Linked DNA regions of Homo sapiens: region 1 is linked to region 2. Evidence: chromatin loops called from intact Hi-C (ENCODE). Cell type or tissue: PC-3. All regions are shown on one strand. Links, peaks and the distances in the headings refer to the core of each region. The heading gives the core; the rest is flanking DNA.

What was found. Hi-C counts contacts between places; a loop is a spot of excess contacts. Peaks named below come from ENCODE experiments on the same cell type or tissue, not always from the same donor. Only the 100,000 strongest peaks of a DNase experiment are listed, where the experiment ranks them.
Region 1: it touches region 2 in a loop (2.9-fold over the local background); 2 of 110 quality-filtered maps call a loop at or near these places.

What each region holds. Positions count from the first base shown.
Region 1 is chr10:77,192,385-77,198,350 of GRCh38, forward strand. All of the region lies in intron 3 of KCNMA1 (potassium calcium-activated channel subfamily M alpha 1), which reads right to left. Among named protein-coding and RNA genes, the nearest start is that of KCNMA1-AS2, 55 kb to the left of the region's middle. In PC-3, for the core only: no CTCF peak of the experiment used is centred there; a DNase peak (open chromatin) is centred at 2,947; H3K4me3 peaks cover 290 bases; H3K27ac peaks cover 1,541 bases.
Region 2 is chr10:77,302,921-77,308,886 of GRCh38, forward strand. The region is part of intron 2 of KCNMA1 (potassium calcium-activated channel subfamily M alpha 1); the gene reads right to left. Among named protein-coding and RNA genes, the nearest start is that of KCNMA1-AS3, 45 kb to the right of the region's middle. In PC-3, for the core only: no CTCF peak of the experiment used is centred there; DNase peaks (open chromatin) are centred at 2,951 and 3,491; H3K4me3 peaks cover 352 bases; H3K27ac peaks cover 715 bases.

The sequences.
Region 1 (5,966 bases), core at 620-5,619, 110 kb before region 2:
CATATTTCTTATCCACGATAGACCTAGATAGGTATAGCAAAAGCAAAATACGGGCATTACAAGTTGACCTCAAAAGTGGTTGGCAGCTAGGTAGTTTTAGAATTCAATGGAAGAGCTAAAGTTCCAGCCCTATCACCTCCTAGCTATAGGATCTTAAGCAAATAATTTGACCTCTTCAAGTCTTTGTTTTCTCTTCTGTAAACTGGGGATAAGGTTACGAATTCCCAACGTTGTTCTAAGACTGAATCAGATGACTCAGCACTCAAAAGTGATAGTAATTTCCAAAACTAAGGTAATAATAATAGTGATAATAGTAACTGTTTGTAGAAAATGCCCCCAAAAGGCAATCATTCAACTGAACAAAAACTGATAGGATCAATTGTTTCTATTTTTTTCATTTGTATCTGCTTTACTGCCTCTTTATCTGGTGTTGCACTGTAATCCAAATGCCCAACAGGCTGTGCATTGGGCTACTGTAAGATTTCACAAATGCCTAGTATAATTCTATAGAGTATTAAAGAAGAAAAAGTGAAAATTATATTTCCATGAAGGCAGCCACACAGTCTCATAAATGCTAAATAATTAGCCAAGATTTCTTGACAGAGAAAGCCATAAGTCACTTTAATGAGTGGCCACAGGAGTTTGTTATTCTCCTTTTTTCCTAGTTTTTTTTTTTAGAGATGAGAGCTTTCCTTGCCTGGTTGGCTTAGCACGGATCTACATAAGAGGCAGAGATCTGAACCAGTCATATGTCTTGTAAATATCTCTTGTAAGTTTTCTTCTCTAAGAGCACGTACTTTTTCACTGTTACACTTTTGGAATGATGTCCAAGACAACCTACCCACTAATGCTTGTTTTCTCCAGCTTATCTGCAGACTACAATTATTTCAATCACAGTTGTTACCAGAGTAGAATTAGTGTTCATATTTGCCAGCAACTTCTATGTAATAAATCAGAGCTAAGCTACTACATAAAACAGAGTCTTTCCAAACAAGTATTGCTTGATTTTAGTTTTCACTAAACTGTCTTAGGAATCATGACTGACCAATTCTACTCACTCGTTCCACTCCCTCCACTGATTCTAGCCATCCCTTTTTTTTAGGGAACCCTTATTTATCTAGAAAAGGAATGGGATGGAGTAGGTGATTCAAATAGCACTAAATGCATATGCACTTATGCACATATACCAGAAGACAGAGTGAAAGTTCTTCGAGGGCAGGGTCAATGAGCCATGTATAGGTATGGAGTGGTTCATGTGGGTGGGCACCCACACAACGTGTACACACAAACATCCCCAGCCTCCCAGCACAAATATATGCTCTCCATCCAACCCCAACCCCACTCTGGGACCACTCACAAAACAGGACAGCCTAGATGAGGTGATTAGAAATGGGGGAAAGGAAAGAGAAGAGAAGTCCCAGGTCTGAATGGAGAGCTGAGAATCTAGACACAAATGCTGGCATGGGGAATGGAACCTCTGACCCCTGGATCCATACTCCTCTCACATCTACAGGAATTTAGTCCTAGGGAAACAAGAATAGACTATTCATGTAACCACTACATTCTGCTTCCTATGCCTTTTTTTTCTGGATATTAAAATTGCCACCTATGTGCTAGGAGGCTGATAAACAATAATCTATAACCAGGGATAGCCAACAACCCCTAGCCATTGGGGAGCAACAGCCTGGAGCTCACATTTCTGAAAGAGAGGGCATCCTAGAGAAAGTAGCTCAGGGTACAGTTTCAAGGCACTTCATATCAAGGCTTCCCAAATAAGAAGCCCTCATATTCATACAGGGGATGGCAGAGGCTCCTAAGAGAAAAGAAGAGCTCTCTATTTGCCAAAGGCTGGCCAATCAGGGCACGGTTGGGCAGGTAGGCTGGTACTCCCATAGCATAACAGACTGTCAAATCACTGTGGGACTTCTTTGGGCTGTTACTAGATGCAGACTTCAAAATTCTGTCTGAGCCTTCTCCAGATGTTTGCCTTGGACTCTTTGGGCCTCCCCTGGTCATCTCACCAGTCCCCTATTTAACTTATGCCTTATACTCCCTTTTCTTGCCCTCCTACCTGGCTTTGACATAGTCCTGTCATACCTGGATGGCATGACCCTGGCAATGGCACCTTGCTATGGGTCTACCTGTAAGGATTTGGAGTACAGAAGCTAAAACTATTGAATCGACAGCTAGAACCAGCCTGTTCTGAGTTCCGGACTGACAGTTGCGGATAATGAGATGCCTGAGACGTATCTCTTTCTTATTCTGAACCTTAGTATTTCAGCCAGTAGCCTAAGAGGTCTATTACAGTTCCAACTCTTGTACCTCTTGGCACATCTGCACTCAAGCAGAATGGCACACAAGCCCCTCAGCAGGGCACTCAAGGTCTACACTAACAAAGAGTACCAATGCTGAAGACTTGCTGATCCTGAATGTAGGAAGCCTGAGAACATCTGGAAAAAAAAATAATTATGTTTAAAAAACAGTTGTTCCATTTATCTGCTGCTTCACTTTGACGAACAGAAAACAATGTCACATAACATAGATAGTCACCACAAGGACACCAGCTTGTTTAAAGTTACACATGAATTTATATGTGATGCTGAAGGATAATTATAATGGCTTATATCTATTTCTAACATCTTGAAGTTTTGTTGTTGTTGTTGTTGTTATTGTTGTTGTTGTTGTTGAGGATTTTTTTTAAGAACACACAGAGAAAGACCTGGTAGAAGTCTTTCTGACATCTGGCATAGAAGACAATTATACCTTTATTGCACAAGGAAATAAAATAGCTGTGTCTTAGCTCCGTCTTTGGCTGACAGCTAAGGCCTGGAAGTTTTGTAAGTTTTCCTATTTAGGAGTTTTGTTGAGAGCCTAGCAGCCTCACAGCCAAAACGGAGTGTCTGAGATGCTGCTGATTAGAAGTCATGGGTCTGCTGAGTACAAGGCTAGAGTCACTCCTTAGGAATGTCATAAAGGACCTGGGCAGTAGAAACCAACACCACCATGGAAAATCAGACAGGATGAGTTACCTTTAAAACAAACTGTCATCATTAATAGGGAAAATGGCAATGACTTATTAACCCCTATGATTATACAATCATATCTTCAAGTATGCACACTTTTCATTTCCTTCTTGACAACTTCATGAAAGTAATGTCTCATCTCCTGGAACATTTCTTTTCCTTTTTTTTTCTTTCCTTCTTGCTTCTAATTAACATTGAAAATCATTTATTTATCAAAATTAGGTTTCCCCTGCCCATGTTTCAGAAATAATAAATAGCTGGCTGAGTATGGTGGCTCAAGCCTGTAATCCCAGCACTTTGGGAGGCCGAGGCAGGTGGATCACTTAAAGTCAGGAGTTCGAGACCAGCCTGGCCAACATGGTGAAACCCCACCTCCACTGAAAATACAAAAATTAGCTGGGAGTGGTGGTGAACACCTGTAGTCCCAGCTACTCGGGAGGCTGAGGCAGGAGAATGGTTTGAACTCGGGTGGTAGAGGTTGCAGTGAGCCAAGATCATACCACTGCACTCCAGCCTGGGCAACGGAGTGAGACTGTCTCAAAAAAAGAAAAATAATAATAAATAGCTATTTCCACCATATCAATGACATCCACTAGATTTTTGGGTATAAATTTGGAAAGAAATATGATGAATTACCTGCTCAGTGGGGTGAAGTGTCTTTCTCCTTGCTTCCTCCTGCAGGCCCTTCTTTTAATTTTATTGTCCTATCTTTGAACTTCTCTAGAGATGTTATTCCTATCATTATAAAAACATCTCTGTGAGAGGCCTAGGATGGCCCCAGGAAGCCGATTTCTTAGGATTTTCTCTTCTGTCTCTGTGAATGGATCTCTGTATCCCCACTTTCTGTTGGGCTTCAGAAATCCTTTCATTTTATGAGGAATCACTGTGTTTTTCTGGGAAAGAGGAATGGGTCTCTGTACTGAAGAATCTCACAAAAGAGAATCAGATGTTTCCTTCGCCAAGCCCCCAGATGAAAACGTTCATAAAGTGAGAATATGCCAACGTGCTGGGCAGGATCGCCTGCCTGCACAGGTCTGTACTGTAATTACATTTAAGCTCCTTTCAAAAAGCGAAATGCTCCCATTCAAAGGATCTTTTTACTGGTTACCAAAAGAACATGTTATGAAATTCTAAGCAAAGTCCATTTCAATATAATACATGGGATATGGTTAATAGAATAGGAGGAAAAAGGACTGTGGGAAGAGCTTCAATCTACTAAGCCCCCAGATTGTAGAAGATCAGATTTCATGAAGAAAACCTAAAAATAAGATAAGAAGCATTCGGCTTTGTTTCATTCTGACTGCTTAGTGCCTACTCTTGGGCTAAGGGATGCTGACAAGCTAGTATCATCAAGAATTGTCTAGGAACTGTTATTCCTACCCTAGGATTATCACAGCTTGGAATGCCTCGCCTTTCATTTTTCTCAGCTTACAACCAAGGCATGTCTAAAATGCAAAGTATCTATTTGAAATGACAAAAAAAGAAATGCAGTGAGAAAACAGATCCTGACAGTTGTGTTTTATAAAAGTCCATTCTGAGAATACAAGAAAGAAGTATACAAGTTTAAAAAAAATAAGGAAAAGAAAGCAGTTTTAAAGTAAGTCATTAGACAGCCCTAAGGCAAAAAAAAAATATTTCAAGGAGAGAAAATGATCACAATTTACTAATCAATGATGTTGAATGCAGTGCCAACATGCTTTAACAAATGCGATATTTCTTCCTAGTAGTACCATTTCATTTCTTTTAAAGTTGAATTAATAGTTTTACTAAACACTATGAAAACGATCAATAATTGCATTTCCTGAGGCATTTAGCCCAAGAAGTGCTTTTAAAAGGTATATCTTTTTATTTAGATATTTGTTAGATCTAAGCAAAATCAAATCAGGTAACATTATTCAGAAAGACATGAAAGGGTATCATCATCCTGGTCACTTGGTGCACACCCAGGTGGAGTCAGGAACATGTAGGACTGATGATCAGGTAGGTTGTTACTTGGAAAACTGGTCCTAGCTTCTAATTATTTGTCATTAGTCTTTGCTCAGCATAAACCTAAAAACGGGAGATTTATCTCTCTCTTTTCCAATGTCCTAGTCTTGAATTTTCAAGGGACATGGTGGCCTTTGTGATATCACAGCAAACTGAGGGCCCACAGGGATGATCCAGGAGAAGCCTCAGGCCCAGTGCTTCAGTGTATTGGAATGCTCGCTGCTTTAATTCATGCATGCGTCCAGTGCTCACCACGTTCAGGGCCATCGGGGAAAGCACGTCAACATGCTTGGGCAGTGCAGGAAAAGAATCTGGTTAACCTGGAGGCGACAACCGAAAGGGGGAGGTTGCATCATGCAAATGAAAACCACAGCTTGGCCTTAGCTGCCATGCAGAAAGGACCTACATCAAAGAGTCTGCAGTGCGGCTCCTGGGTAAGAGTCGATATGAGAGAGGTGAGTTACTTCAGCAATGAGAGACACAGGCAGAAAAATGTTCAAACCACTCTAAACAGAACACTGTACAGAGCGCTGGCATTACACGCGAGAAGAGGCAGCTTTGGGGACGAGGAGGGGCGAGACAGAGGGAAGGTGAGGACAGAACTGGCCGTTACTCAATGAAATGGCTTCCCTGGCCATCCTTTCATATGCATGTATTTTTATAATGTATTTCACTTCAACAAATAACCTCATGAGAGTTTTTAACATCAACCATAATTGTTAAGATGTTGTGAAAATTCAGGAGAAACAAGGCATCAGTTACATAAAGATACACACCATGGTTTCCTGTAGTTACAGTTCATTATAGAAGCAGAGCTGAAGCGGGTCAGATAAATAAGAGACAGTTAAGTGCCAACATCCTTAACACTTTGGTTACAGAGCTCATGATGACTCTCAAGGCGTAATGTAGTGTTGAAGGAACCCAACAGTCGTGAAAGCTCGGGTGGTGCAAGGGTAG
Region 2 (5,966 bases), core at 463-5,462:
ACTGGCTTTGGTTTGCAGGGGGGGGTTTCACTGGGGACTCACCTGTGTTTGCCTAGGGATTTGTCTACCTCCTGCTGTATCACTGAGTTCAAATCCCCATTCTACCACTTGCCAGCTGTGTAGCCTTGGGAAAATTACTAACCTCTCTGGCCTCAGTTTCTCCATGTTTGAGGTGGAAATAATAATACCTACTCTGCTCTGAACACTAAATGAGCTCATTTACGATGGCATTTAGAAGAGTGGACAGAAGTGAATGTTCCTTCTCCCATTATTCATATTGACTCCACCAGTACTGTCTCACAGGGTCACTGTATCATGGCATCCATCTTTCCATGGGTACATGTCTTGTATAGTCCTTAGGGGAAGGTCTTGTTCTTCTCTCCTCTCCTCAGGGTCCACTCACTTATGCATTATCTCATAAAGGATACTGAAGCCCATTGAGGGCATTTCCTAATCTGAAGGGGCCTCTGATAGACTTCTACTACTTAAGTCTCCCATCACTTTCCCACCCTTAACCCCATTCTAGAAAAACCCATAGGTAAACAGAGTATACCTGATTTTCTAATACCCATTGAATATTTTATATTTGTTTTTATACTTTGCAATGAAGAATGTTTCAGTAAATTTCCTAAAGGAAACAAAAAACTCATAGATGATATAAGTAAGCCATGTCACCCCTGGGCTTCCTCCACCTTCCACTGTGTACTACAGGCAGCACAGTCCCTCCCATGCTGTGCTCTGACCTTGCCTGACCTTGCCACCCTGAGTGTGACCTGCAGACCAGCAGCATCAGCATACCCAGGAAGTCAGTTAGAAATGTGAATTCTTGGGCCACAGACTTAAAGACTCAGAATTTGAGCCCATGGATTCTTGCTTCAGGGTCTGTGCTCTTCGCCACCACACTACACTGTTTCTCTTTATCAGCAATGAAATTGAGAACAGACTCATTGCAAGACGCTCATTGTCAGCTCCGTCCTCTACTGACTTCAAAACATCATCAGCTTTTCACATTAAATTTGTTTATCACCCGTCTCAGATACTATCTTTGATATCAGAGGTAAGACTGGCATTGTGGACAGATGTTTTCATGCCTTGACCCAAAAGGGTAACAAACATGGATACTGCAGGCCAACACGAAGGAATTGTGTTGATGGGCCATAAGAACCACAATGGGTCCCTTAAACCACACCTCAGCTACCTGATTTCCTGCACATAGGGCCAGAAATATACTAAGGGGAAAATGGTAGAAGGGAAAATGAGAACAAGAAAGAATGAGATACCCTGCAGGTGTCTTCCTCTACTAGGGAGGCCCCTGAGAAATGACTGAATGTTTTTAGCAAAAGATTAGAAGAATAATATTATCTTGCCATCTGTTATTGCTTATAGAGAGCCAATAAGTGTGTCTTAGAGATTCTGAGTTCCAGGGATGATCCCACTCAGGTTCCCTGACCCACTGTGAGTCATACCTCCATAGCAGAGGGGCCCCTAACCCCAGGATTTCCATGCCTTCTGCAAGCTGGTCTTTTAGATTTCATCAGCAGTCAGTCCTGTGGCCATGGAACGGGGAATGATCGATGACAGCCCACTGAAGGAGGACCTTCTTCTTGTTTGCTTGGTTCTGGGGAATGCATCTCCTAGGCAGGAGCAACACGTGCCATAATGGTAAAATAATTTGGGAAAAAATGGCAAAAAATATTTGCTTTTGCCTTAAATCTACCAAAAGTGGATCACAGGTTGAAAACTGCCTGATCTTGGTCGTTCGAAGCCCCTGAGTGGCTCAGTATTTGAACTCAGTGCAGCCCTGAGCAACCAATTAATATTTGCCCAGTGGGCAGGATTGACTTCAGTTACCTAAAGATGTTACTACTGCTCTTCTGGTTGCCCAGAGATTCCCACACCCCGTGTGCAGCACAGATCCAGCAGAGACTCCTTGCCAAAGGCCATTGCGGTCCAAGACCCCAAAGAGGAAGGCTCCAGAGGTGACTGCTGCTTGGGAAGTCAATATCGGACATGAGTGCTAGAACCAAGGTAATGCTTCCCAGACTTCACTATGCCCACCAGAGACCTGGAGAGCTTGTTAAAATTTTGACTGCTGGGCCAAGAGAGCTGGGGCTGAACCTGAGAATCTACATTTCTAACAAGTCTCCAGGGGATGGTGGTCGATGGACCACACTGAGAAGCACCATGTCTGAAAATCTTTTGAGCCAAACATTTTATTTCACCAATGAAGAATTTGGGACCAGAGAGGCTAACTAGTATGTCCAAAATCACCCAGCACATCAGTGACAGGGTTGGGACCAGGTGCCCTGACTCCTAGTTTCCACTGTGTTCCCACTCTATCAGCTTACCTTAAAACAGCAATCGTCATAGTCATTTTATGAACTATAACTCATTTTGAGTACCAAATGCTTTTCCTATTTCCTCTTCTTTATCTTTATAATCACCCTTTGAGGTTGAGGGCATGGGTCTCAACTTATAGAGAAAGAAACGAAGGTTGAAAAAAGTAACAACAACAATGAAAATTGGCTCTAGATCACAAGCCAAGGAGTAGAGCTGGATTCTACCCAGTTCTCTCTGACCTTGTGCTGTTCCTCTTTACATCTCTTCAGGTTCTCAGAGGGGAGCTCTCTCTACCAAAGGTTTAATGCAAGACCCACATAGTCACCTAGCTTACGGAAAGGACAGGCCTGAAGACTAGGGTAAAATTAAGATGATAAAACAGTGAACAAATATTTTAAAACTATGTCCAGGAGGAAAGCTAGAGGAAAGAGCCCTAAGCCCCAGCTGCTCCATAGGCTACCTGTCATTCTCTTTCCAAAACCTTTCAGGGGTTTAAGACCTAGAACCACGTGTCTGACACCACAGCCCTGTAAATTCTGTCCCCAAGAGTCCTGAGGCTCTGCGCAAACAAAATTAATAGCCTGCAAACTCTAAATGGGTGATTACAATCTATAAAGCAGCCCATAAAATGACATCATGGGGATTCATATTTATTTTCTCCCACTGATTTCCACTATAAATTTGCTTGGTTTATGAGTAGAAACAGTTTCTTCTGCTACGTGCCTGGGCATAAAGCTCACCTAAAGATGGAAACCTAAAGATGTCTGGGGCTCACTTCACCCCCAGTGGTGCTCTGGTCAATGGGACACACAGAAGAAACCTCCCAAGGAAGCTCTGGAAACCCCAAAGCAGCCACTGCCTCTACAAACATGCCCTGAGAGCCTGCTGAGCTGCAGGCTTCTGTGCTAGGTCTTGAGCAGTAGCCAACAAAATGGGGGTGGTCTCTGCCCTCAGGGACCTTGCAAGGGTCCCTGAAAGGGAAAGAGGAGACAGACACTAAACAGAAAACTACATGGATAACACATGGGGGTTCATTAGGGAATGCAAAGGGAAAGTACAGCAAGCTATGAGCTGTGGAACAGGAGCAGCTAACCTGATCTGGTAGGGGTGATGCCCAAGAAGGATGAGTAAGTGGAGGCTAAGCAAAAGGTGGGGAAAGGGAGAAGAGGAGAGACATTCCAAGTAGAGGGATCCACATGGGTAGAGCCCAGCTGTTTGCTGCTGTTGCAGTTGAGCCACATGAGTATCAAATAAAGAATGACAAAAATTCTGGGTCAGACAACACATATAGGATATAATAAGATTAGGTTTTCTTCCAAGTGCAATAGAAATAAATGAAGAGTTTTAAGAAAAGAATTAACATGATCAGAAAACCATCTTAGAAAGATTCTACCAGCCGCAGTTAGAAGAATGGATTTGACAGAGAGGGGGTGTTTAGGAGGGAATGTCAGCAGATTTGTAGGACACTATTGCAGTTGTCTACACAAGAAGTGATGGTGGCCTGAACTAGGTAAGAATAAATGGGCCACAGTGCTATCTAGGAGGTAGGACCGATTAGGGCTGTCAGACCCAGCTTACGCAAAAAGGGCAGGGCATTTAGGAGGTGCACAGTAGATAATGGTGATCACTGACCTACTGGCACTTGCAAATGCTTTGAATCCAATCTCATTAGCCAAGGTCAATACCTGGAAGCCACTCAGAAGCCAGTATTGGTACGAGGTCAAGTGACCACCTCACCAGTGCAACATAGCACACGCAGCTCAAGTCATCCCCAGACCAGTTGACACTCTCAACTTGCAAAAGAACACATGAGGTAGAATCCCTTTCCTTTAATTTAACCCAAGCTCTACTACTGCCTCAGTTCAAAGGTCATCAATTGCAAGATCAGCAGAAGGGGCATGGCTCCCTGAATCCCAACAAGGCTACAAGGGTTTTGGTTTTACATAGCTCATCCAAAGCCAGTCTCTTCTGGCCTTCAGAAATTTCTCCCTCTTCCAAGCTCCAAGGGCATTTATATCATCCCTGTACATGCAGACACAGTCCCCAACTTACAATGGCTCAACTTATGATTTTTTGAGTTTACAATACTCCAAAAGCAATGGGTATTCAGAAGAAGCTGTACTTCAAGTACCCATACGACCATTTTGTTTCCTACTTTAAGTGCAATATTCAATAAATTACATGCAATGTTCAACGCTTATCACAAAATAGGTGTTGGGTTAGATAATTTTGCCCAACTATGAGCTAATGTAAGTGTTCTGAGCACATTTAAGGTTTAAGGCTAGGCTAAGCCATGATGTTCAGTAGATGGAGTCTCGTTCCGTCACCCAGGCTGGAGTGCAGTGGCGCGATCTTGGCTCACTGCAAGCTCCACCTCCCAGGTTCAGGCCATTCTCCTGCCTCAGCCTCCCAAGTAGCTGGGACTACAGGCGCGCACCACCACGCCCAGCTAATTTTTTTGTATTTTTTTAGTAGAGACGGGGTTTCACCGTGTTAGCCAGGATGGTCTCGATCTCCTGACCTCGTGATCCACCCTCCTCGGCCTCCCAAAGGGCTGGGATTACAGGCATGAGCCACTGCACCCGGCCTAAACACATTTTTAACTTATGATATTTTCAACTTATGATGGGCTATCAGGATGTAACACCATTGTACGTTGAGAAGCATCTCATTCTACCTTGCTTAGATTCAATTTGGAATCACAACTTAGGCTGCCATTGTTGTCTAATAATTGCATGTTCATTAACCTGTTTTCCAAAAAGACTTTAAGCCACCTTAAGATAAGCACAGCATACCCAGCGACAAGGTGCTGTAGATGAGCACCTACTAAATATCAGAGAAAGAAGTGAATTGACTGGGCCCAGAAGAGAGGAAAATGCCAGTCTGGTGATGCCAGACCAACAGAGAGGAGTGAGTGGGAGGACAGGCTCAGCACTGAACTATCTAGAGTTGCCCTTGAGTCCTAGCCAAGATGGCTGTCACTCCCCAGGTGCCCAGAGATGGTGGCTTTCTTGAGCAATTGATCTGAAAATAGGTCCCCTAAGCAGACCTTGTCACTGAAGTTCACACACTGCCCAAGCTGAGTGCCATGCTGAGCATAGCCCAGATGAAATGATTGCTCATCTTGAGGGCAACATCCCAGACAAACCAGTCCCTTTTATGTCTCACTCACTATGGAGGGAAAGCCCCTGCTCTCTTGCCCTCAAACATTAGATGGGCTTACAGAAATGCATTCCCATTTCATAATGCCTGCTGTGATTCCAGGTAATTCCTCTAAGTGCACTATTAAATCCCAGCAGCTGTTCCAGATAACAGCAAAGTCGACAATTCCAGCTGCCGCCTTGTCAGGAAATGAAGCAAAGCAGCTGTAAGTTTCCTAACACTGAGACATGACCAAAATGGCAGCATGAGGGATCACTCATGTGCAGGTTTCTCCACCGCCATGCAGATAATGTGTGTCCACCATCACACATACATTACCTGCCCTGAGTCTACTCTGATGTCTGAGGCTGGAGGACTCAAAACTGTGGGCCATATTCCCCTGAGATACCCAGCTACAGTTATCTTTGAGATCCTCATGAGAAAGAATCCCAAATTAACACTGAGCCCCTACCCATAAAGCATGC